Linked DNA regions of Homo sapiens: region 1 is linked to region 2. A link is an interaction called in ENCODE POLR2A ChIA-PET data of the cell type or tissue named here. Cell type or tissue: Panc1. All regions are shown on one strand.

Region 1 (5,000 bases), 270 kb after region 2:
TTTGATAATCAATATTAGGGGTTTGGGAGGTAGGGAGTGGGGAATGGAGGAACAGACTAGAATGAAAGCCAGCGCTATGGTAAAAGGAATTATTTTAGAATGGTGGGATTACAGGGGAGATTCCTTCTCTTATTTTCTATTTTACTAATTTTATGAAACATAATTCTGTTTCATTATGTGTATATACATATGTTTAAATTAAATGTATTTAAATATGAATCTTGAAAGGGATTGATTATTCCAAAGGAAATGAAGTAATAACAATTTCAGGGAAACTTTTTTGGATGGAGGAGCATCTGCTCATCCCCTCTCCAGTCCTATTCTGTAAATGGCCTTGGAAGGCTGTTCCTACCTCTGACATGTCTTAGAACCACGTTGAAGGGCTAGGGGCATAAACAAGGAGAAAAACAGTGAAGGAGAAAGGCAGAGAAGATTATTAGAAAAGCTTAAGATAATGATGTGTTTTATGTAATTCAAACTTTTATCATAGTGCTTCCCAATCATTTGAGGTTTCCTCAGCCATTAACTAGGTTTTAAAATTTTCAAATCTGGGGGTTTTGTTTTGAGTTTTAAACCCACAAGGACTCTCTGTCCCCTGTGTTCTTTTTCCTCTTCTGAATCCAGCTGTCATCGTTAGTATATATCAGTTTCCTGCTGGAATGGAAAGAAAATTATAGTGTCCAGTTGTAGTTGAGGGAACAAGAAAGAAAAAGCCGAACTGCCACAAGGACTCAGAGGGCTGGGTCTCAGGCTGGGCAGCGACATGGAGACGAGAGCTTTAATTCTTATATTAAACCCATCTTAAATTATTTGCTCTCAGGTTGGAAATTTTCCATTGAAATTTCTGTTTACAGAAATACTATCTAAGACTTGACTAAATATTTACCCCTTTGACAGATGGACTTTCTGTTTCTCTTATGCCCACACCCCTTAAAATTGTGTCTGTCACAGCTACTGAATTGAACATTTTCTTTTACCAAGTATTTAAACAAATACCTACCTGCACTTTCAGACTTTCATTTTAAGCTCTCTTGTTGGGTTTTATGAGCGGGTTTTTCCTTTCCTAGTCTCCATTTTATAAATTTTATGCAACTTGGTTCTTTTATAATTATGTGTATGTGTAATATATTGAAATATGACTCATGAAGAGGATTGATTAATCCTAAAGAAATGACATAGCAATCATAGATAGGAATATTTTAGGCTGATAAGGATTTGTCCATCCATACCCTTCATATAAATGATCTCAGAAGGCTGTTTTCCTACCCCTGAAATATGGATAGGATGCCCATTATACCCTCATTTTTAGGAAACATTGTTTTCAATCTCATCCTCCTTGTTTGTAGGGGGCTATAATAATAGTGGCCAACATTTATTGAGCATCTATCTCTATGCCAAGCACTGCCAAGCATTTTATGTGCATTAATGAAGAAAGTACTAATGTTCCTTCATGAGACCACAGAAACTGAGGCATAGCGAGAAGTGCCTAACATCCCATGTGTGCTAAGGTGGCAGATCCTGAGCTCTCCAGCTGCCCTCACTGTGGCCTCACGGCACAACCAGGGCCAGAGTCAGGAAACATCAGTCACTCGCTTAGGGAAGGGAGTCCGAGAACCCTCTTCGTGGACTCAACTTCCCAGGCTTCTGTCCCTGCTGCAGAATGCCCAGGCCACAGAGAAGGGACCCCCTTTTCAGGAGCTTCCACGTCACAGGCTTTTATGGGGCCTTTCTTGCTTGTGTTTCTGTTTCCCATCCTGAGGGTGTGTGGAATAATACGAGAGCCTACCCAGGACTGGAGCGTGTTATTAGAAAGAGCACGCTTGACTGCTCCCGGGCAGCCACCTGCCCTTTTTCCCTTGGAAAGTGGACCTATGGCCACTGCACAAAACACTTCCTAATACCAGGCTGCTGGTGACTACATTTTGTGGTTTCTTTGTTAGTTGATATTTATAGTTCAGATCTCATCACTCTGCCAAGTGCAATAAACATTTTGTTTTAACTGGAATATAACTTTTATTATTGTTATTATTTTTCTTTTAAATGTCTTAAAAGTGACCAGCTTGTGCAAGTGGAGTCAGAAACCCTAAATAGTCTAAATGCCAAGTCAGTGCGCTCTGTAGATCAGTGTACGATTAGAAGACAGGCTCTCATTTATTACTGCTTGTATTTATATAATGGAAGTTAGGTAACATAAGCCCCTCTGCAGGCCAGCTTAGATGTTGATGATGCTTAAATGGTAAAATCTGTGAGAAATGTTCAACAATGCCCTGTATTTGTACTGCCTAAAACATGAATAATACATATGTGACATGAATAAATAGGTCAGTGATTTTTATGACATATTAATTTCCTTTACCTAAGTTCCTGGGAAATATAGCTGAACAGTTACAGAGAATGAAAACAAACACTGGCATCTTACAAACACCTGCTTTGATTATTTAGTCTAATTAGGTTAAATTTAACTATTTCCATTTTAACAAATTGAAAACAATTCTTATCTGTTCCTCGGTCATGCACTTTATCAGTGTTGGATGCAGATGTGTTTAATATGACACAGTTGGTGCTGTTTTCTCAGCTCTGGGTGGGAAATAAAAAGGAATTGAGAACATATTTTTAGAGTCTTCTGGGGACTTTGTATTTCTGGGCCTATAGCTATGAAATTTTAAGGAGGAGGAAAAAAAAAAAAAAAAAACAGGCTTTGTTGTCAATAAATTAGTTGGTTTTCCCCAAAACACTGGAACTGTCATCTGAACTGCTGCTTGTGCCAAAATTATCTTTCCCAGGGAACAGTGAGCTTCTAAAATAACAGATGTTTCCTAGCTGTCTTTCAGAAGTCAGAATAATATAGGGTATGTTATTAGATTGCTAGGTTAACGTGGTGTTTACTCTGTTAATTCCAAACCTTGCGCTGAGTACAGAGGCCCACAATTCTTTAGAAATTTAGTTTAGAGATCATAGCAATTTAAGTGACTTACCCAAGGTTACACAGCTGGTTAGTGAAAAGGGTGAGCTTTCCTGACTCCTTATTCACCGTCCATTTCTGTGACCAAAGTTAAAGGCCTCATATAATGTGAGAGTTGTGTCTGTGGCAGAACCGTGTCATGAAACCTTCTACCCACATTTTCATCCCAGGAGTGAAATACCGTTCTAGTCAACAACTAGGGTCTCAGAACATCTGTGATTTCTTTTTTTTTTTTTTTTGCAGCTTTGTCACCCAGGCTGGAGTGCAGTGGCACAGTCATGGCTCGCTGCAGCCTCAACCTCATGGGCCCAAGTGATCCTCCTGCCTCAGCCTCCTGAGTAGCTGGGACCACAGGCGCATGCCACTATGCCAACCTAGTGGTTTTTCTGTTTTTGTTTTTAATTTTTTATTTTGTAGAGAGAGGTCTCCCTTTGTTGCCTAGGCTGGTCTCAAACTTCTGGGCTTAAGCAGCCCTCCTGCCTCGGCCTCCCAAAGTGCTGGGATTACAGGCATGAGCCACCATGACCGGCCACATCTGTGGTTTCAGTGTTCTCTGTTCCTGCCTTTCCCAGCTCCAGCTGCACATCACAGATAATCTGAAAGTAGTTGCCCATGTCAGTTAAATTTTTATGCAAGTAGTTTTTGAAAGTCTATTTAAGATATTTCATGTAAATGGAATCATACCTTTGTGGCCTTTCATGTGTGGATTCTTTCACTTAACATGTTTTGAAGGTTCATCCATGTTGGTCATTTTGTTCTTTTTATGGCTGAATAATATTCCAGTATATAGATATCACATTTTGTTTATCCATTCATCAGTTTGATGGACATTTGGGTTGTTTTCACTTTTGGGTTGTTATGAATAATGCTGCTATGAGCATTCATGGGCAAGTTTTTGCTGGGACCTGTGTTTTCAATTCTCTTGGGTATTTACCTAGAAGTGGAATGTCTGGGCCATATGCCAACTCTAAGTTTAACTTTTTGAAGAATTGCTAAATTGTTTCCAAAGAGTCTGCAACCATCTTACATTTTTACCACCAGTGTATGAAGTTTCCAGTTTCTCAATATCCTTACCAACTCTTACTGTCCATCTGTTTTATTAATAGCCATCCTAGTGCTGGGATCTAATTGTGCTTTTGATTTGCATTTCCCTAATGACTAATGAGTTTGAGCATCTTTTCTAGTGCTAGTTGGTCATTTATATATCTTCAAAGAACGGTCTCTTCAGATCCTTTGCGCATTTTTAAGTGAGTTGTCTCTTTTTTTTTTTTGAGACGGAGTTTCGCTCTTGTTGCCCAAGCTGGAGTGCAATGGCACGATCTCGGTTCACTGCAACCTCCGCCTCCCGGTTTCAAGCGATTCTCCTGCCTCAGCCTCCCAAGTAGCTGGGATTACAGGCATGTGCCACCACACCTGGCTAATTTTGTATTTTTAGTAGAGACAGGAGTTCACCATGTTAACCAGGCTGGTGTCGAACTCGCTACCTCAGGTGATCTGCCTGCCTCAGCCTCCCAAAGTGCTGGGATTACAGGCGTGAGCCACCGCGCCCAGCCGAGTTATTTCTCTTTTTATTCTCAAGTTGTAAGGGTTCTTTTTATGTCCAAGATATTAATCCCTTATAAGACACACAGTTTGCAAATATTTTCTCCCTTTCTGTGGATTTTTACTGTCTTCATAATATCCTTTGATGGACAAAAGTTTTTAGTTTTGAAGTCCATTGTATCTGTTTTTTATTGCTTGTGCATTTGATTTCATGTCTAAAATAATTGCCTAATCCAAAGTCACAAAGATTTGCACCCATGTTTTCCTCTGGAAGTTTTACAGTTTTAGTTCATAAGTTTATGATCCATGTTGAGTTAATTTTTATATCTGATAGGAGGTACAGATTCAGCCTCATTCCTTTGGCATATGTGACTATCCATTTGTCCTAGCACTGTATTTCAAAAAGACTATCCTTTCCCCATTGAATTGTCATGGCACCCTTGTCAAAAAGTCAGTTGACCATAAATTAGGGGTTTGTTTCTCGATTCTTAATTGT
Region 2 (5,000 bases):
TTTTCTGGCTGTATTTTGAAGATTTAGTTCAGTATTCCCACATTTGTATGATTCTCTTCCCTCTCCACATATTCTGGGGCTATTAGATTGTCAGATTTTTAATATTTGTTTCTTTTTCTAGCTCACTAAATAGCCTGCCTGATTTTTTTCTACCTGAGGCTATGCACCGTTTTACTTCTCGTCTTCAGGAAGAATTGAATACTACTGACTTATACTCTTACAGGAAAGTTACTGACAATATTTCTTCCTGTATGGAGAACTTTAACTTGGGTAAGGCTGCACTTTTCTAGTCCTTTTTCTGGCTAACCCCTCTCATCACATCATAGTTTTTAAATGACATTGATTTTGGTCGTGAAACTCCTTACCAGTGTTCATTTTTTCCTCTACAGGTAGAGCAAGTGTTAATAATCTGCTTAAAAATGGTAAGTCCTATTATTTTATTTTGTTCCATGAGTTGATGGCTTGTATGAGTCATTTTGGAACTGGCTCTTTTAAGTTTCTTGGTAATAGGTAGAGCATTGTAGATAACTTAGGTACATCATGACCCTTCCTTTTAAATTTTTGTTTCCATATCATGATATCATTTTGGATAACAGTGATATAAAATATTTTATTTTATTGAAATTGAGCTTCACAGTTTTAAATTCTTATTTGTCATATTCTTTTTGTTTCAGTGCTTCATTTTCTGCAGAAGAGTTTAATTGAAATCCTGGAAGAAAATAGGCAAGTGCTATATGTTGGCATTTGTGTGTGCACACTTGCAGTTGTACATTATCTTTGTACAAAGAAAAATTTAAAAGTCTCAGAATGTGATCTTTTCATCCCTTTTCATTAATATTATCACTTTTATATTTTTTTTGAGATGGGGTCTTGCTGTGTCACCCAGGCTGTAGTGCAGTGGTGTGATCATAGCTCGCTGCAGCCTCAACCTCCTGGGCTCAAGTGTTTGTATCACCTCAGCTTCCCACGTAGCTGGGACTACAGGCATGCACCACCACACCCAGATAGTTTTTTTTATTTTTTTGGAGACAGAGTCTCACTATGTTGCCCAGGCTGGTCTTAAACTACTGGACTGAAGTAATGTGCCCGCTTTAGCCTCCCGAAGTGTTGAGATTACAGGCGTTAGTCACTATGCCCAGCCCCTTTCTCCATTAATATTAGACCCAATTATTTAAAATTTTTTTTAGAGGTTTGATATTTAATTTTAATAAATTCAAAGTTTTTATATTTGAACTTTATTAAAATATTTAAATGAAAAATTAAAAATTTAATAAATTGTTATGAGAATAAGTGAAAGAACTCTTTTCCTCACCTGAGTGTGTTCCTTTTTCATAGCATCCTGTTTTATTTTGTGAGTGAAATATCCTCTGTTACTTCTCTGAGGATATATTCATGATAGTTTTTTTGTTTTTTATCATCTTTACATAGTCTTTGTTTCTTCCAAGTTGCTTTTTTCTGTTTGCTGGTTTTGTTCAGTATATTTCTTATTAGAAGCTTTCCTCAGAAGTCTGGTGATCCTTGGCTGGGCAATTATGTATTTCTTTCTATCTATCTATCTATCTATCTATCTATCTATCTATCTATCTATCTACATTTTTTTTTCTTTGTGACAGGGTCTCATTCTGTTACCCAGGCTTGAGTACAGTGGTACAATCTTGGCTCACTGCACCTCTACCTCCCTGGGTTCAAGTGATACTCCCACCTCAGTCTCCCAAGTAGCTGGGACTACAGGTGCCCGCCACCATGCTTGGCTAATTTTTTTTTTTTTTTTTTTTTTGTAGGAATGAGGTCTCACTATAATGCCCAGGCTAGTCTTGAACTCATTGGCTCAAGTGATCCTCCCTCCTTGGCTCCCAAAGTGCTAGGATTATAGGTGTGAGCCACTGTGCCCAGCCAGGGTAGTCATGTTTAATAACGGGACACCAAGGATTGATTTGAATGTCTGCGCCTATTGAGTGGAGTTGACTGCAGGTTTTATTGTAGGCTAGTCTAGCTGAGCTCTTTCTTGGGGTAACTCTTCCTTGGGGAAACCTAAAGATGTCAGTACGTTTAAATCTTTTTGCTTAGGTACTGGATTTGCCACGGAAGACTCTTCCAAACCATTGTCTTAATATTCTGGTTGCTGAGTGAGGGAAGAAGGCTGAGGTCTCAGTATTTGGCGTGCACTGTGCATGTATTTACCTAATTCTCCTTTTTGTAATATGTTGCTGCCTTATCTGTGTGTGCTATCTTCCTTTCCAAACACCTGTTTTACCTTTTCTAAAGATAAACAAGTTGTCTGCTGGCTCGGAGGTATTCAGTCTTCCTGTCTTCAATCCTTTATTTACCTCCACATCAAGGAGTACCTAGTGCCAACAGTTTCTGAGCCATTTGGGACTACAAATCAAATGGCTTCTGGGCTTGTTCCCTGGCTTAGTATCCACTTTTCTTGATTCTGCTGTCAGTTATCACTCATCCATCTGCTTTGCAGCTTCTGAAATACTATTGTTATTGTCTTGTTGCATATTGGTTGCCTTTAAGAATTTATCTTTTTACGTTTTCAATCCCATGGCTGTTGGTTTGAGGAGGTTCTGGGAGAGAGGAGAAATAATACCTGTACATCTTCTTTCACTCAGGGTAGCCTTTTTCCACAGCAGGAGCTCTTTGTCTCTTTTTCTCCTTTTTGGCTCTTCTTTTTATGCTCATCGTGTAAAGGTGGGTTCTGTCCTTTTTATTTTGTTCGTTTGAACTGCTTAATAATGTCCACTTTGGTGTCAGCCACCACCTATGTACTCAGGATTCCCAAATTTATTACTCCAAGTTAGATCTCTTTCCTGAGTGGTAGACTGATGGACATCAGTTGACAGTTAACTTGTGGACATCTCAGCTTGGATGTTTTACAGGTACCTCAAATTCAGGGCGTCCAAAAGAAAGGAAAATTTATTTTTTTAAAAAAGTCTTTTCCTGTAGCCCCAGGTAACCTCTATTCTACTTCCTGTCTTTTTGAATTTGCCTATTCTAGGTGATTCTTATGAATCATGTAGGATTTGTCCTTTTGTGTCAGGCTTATTTCATTTATTTTTCCTTTTTTTTTTTTTTTTTTTTTTAATTGAGACAAGCTCTGGCTCTGTCACCCAAGCTGGAGTGCAGGATTTTGGCTCACTGCAATCTCTGCCTCCCAAGCCCAAGTGATCCTTCCACCTCAGCCTCTGGAGTAGCTGGGCCCACAGACGTCCGCCACTATGCCCTGTTTTTTATATTTTTGGTAGAAATATGGTTTTACCGTGTTGCCCTGGCTGGTTTCAAACTCTTAAGCGCAAGCAGTCCCCCTGCCCCAGTCCCCCAAAGTGCTGGGATTACAGGCGTGTTTTCGAGGGTCTTCCACGTTTGTAGCATATATCAGAATTTCATTCCTTTTTGTGGCCGAATAATATCCCATTGTATGTTTAGACCACATGTTAATCAATCTGTCGATGGACAATTTGATCTGTTTCTACCTTTAGGCTATTGTGAATAATGCTGCTATAAACATTGATATACAAGTATATCTTTGAGTCTCTGCTTTTAGCTCTTTTGGGTATATACGTAGGAGTGGAATCATAAGATAATTCTATATTTAACTTTTTGAGGAACTACCAAGTTGTTTTTCCTAACTTTTGCCTTAATAGGATTATTCTGTGTTTTGCTGTGTTGAGAACTGAGAGGTAAGGACAGAAGCTGCGAGAGACCAGTTAGGAGGCTATGGCAATAACCCAAGGGAGAGATGAGAGTGGCTCAGGCCAAGATGTAGCAGTGGAGTTGGTCTGATTCTAGATGTATTTTGAAGGTAGAACCAACAGGATTTTCTTATAGATGAGATGGAGAGGAGAGGTGGCAAGGATGATTACAATGTTTTTGTAGGATAAAGATGCAGCAGGTACAGCAGATTTGGAGTTGAAGATAAGTTCACTCATTTAGAGATGTCTGTTAGACATCCAAGTAAAAATATCAGGAAGTTAGATATACCAGAAAGGAATTAGACAGAGAGGTCTGGGTTAGAGATAAAAATTTGGGAATTATCAGCATGTAGATTATAATTTAAAGCTGATGAGCTAAAAGAGATCAGCAAAGGAGAGAATTAGATGGAGAAAAGAAGAGGAATAAAGACTGAGTCCTGGACATTCCTAACATAAAAAGATCAGGGAGAAGAGGATGAATTAGTGAAGGTATCCGAGAAGGAGTGCTGGTGAAGTAGGGGAAAATCTGCGAGAGCCTGGCATTTTAGAAGTCAGGGAGAGGCTGGGCATGGTTGTTCACGCCTGTAATCTCAGCACTTTGGGAGGGCGAGGCAGGTGGATCACTTGAGGTCAGGAGTTTGAGACCAGCCTGGCCAACATGGTGAAACCCCTGTCTCTACTAAAAATATAAAAATCAGCTGGGCATGATGGCTTGCTTGTAATCCCAGCTACTTGGGAGGATGAGGCAGGAGAATCGCTTGAACCCGGGAGGTGGAGGTTGCAGTGAGCCCAGATTGCACCACTGCACTCCAGCCTGGGTGACAGAGGGGGAGACTCTGTCTCAAAAAAAAAAAAAAAAGCCAGGGAGGGAAAATATATCAATGTTGAGAGAGTGTTCAAGTTTGTAAGTTATGTCATTTTTTTTTTTTTTTAAGATGGTGTCTTGCTCTCTCACCCAGGCTGGAGTGCAGTAGTGCCATCTCGGCTCACTGCAGCCTCCACCTCTGGGGTTCAAGCGATTCTCCTGCCTCAGCCCCCTGAGTAGCTGGGATTACGGGCATGTGCCACCACACCTGGCTAATTTTTGTATTTTTACTAGAGACATGGTTTCGCCATGTTGGCCAAGCTGGTCCCAAACTCCAGACCTCAAATGATCTACCTGTCTCGGCCTACCAAAGTGCTGGGATTACAAGTGTGAGCCACTTCGCCCAGACTGAGTTCTGTCATTCATTCTTGATTTCTTATCTTTGCCCTAAAAGAAGTGAAGTTAGTTATTGGCTGAGAAAGAGGGACATGTAGATTAAG

Evidence for each region. ChIA-PET counts read pairs that join two places held together with the same protein. Peaks named below come from ENCODE experiments on the same cell type or tissue, not always from the same donor. Only the 100,000 strongest peaks of a DNase experiment are listed, where the experiment ranks them.
Region 1: POLR2A ChIA-PET joins it to region 2 with 12 read pairs; 3 of 35 experiments call an interaction of 5 or more read pairs at or near these places.

The regions. Positions count from the first base shown.
Region 1 is chr2:43,310,410-43,315,409 of GRCh38, reverse strand. All of the region lies in intron 31 of THADA (THADA armadillo repeat containing), which reads left to right. Among named protein-coding and RNA genes, the nearest start is that of LINC01126, 86 kb to the right of the region's middle. In Panc1, no CTCF peak of the experiment used is centred here; no DNase peak of the experiment used is centred here; H3K27ac peaks cover 2,869 bases.
Region 2 is chr2:43,582,124-43,587,123 of GRCh38, reverse strand. It overlaps THADA (THADA armadillo repeat containing), which reads left to right. Exons shown (of 38, transcript NM_022065.5): 5 at 122-270; 6 at 390-422; 7 at 675-723. Among named protein-coding and RNA genes, the nearest start is that of THADA, 11 kb to the left of the region's middle. RefSeq lists a silencer at 4,399-4,618. In Panc1, no CTCF peak of the experiment used is centred here; no DNase peak of the experiment used is centred here.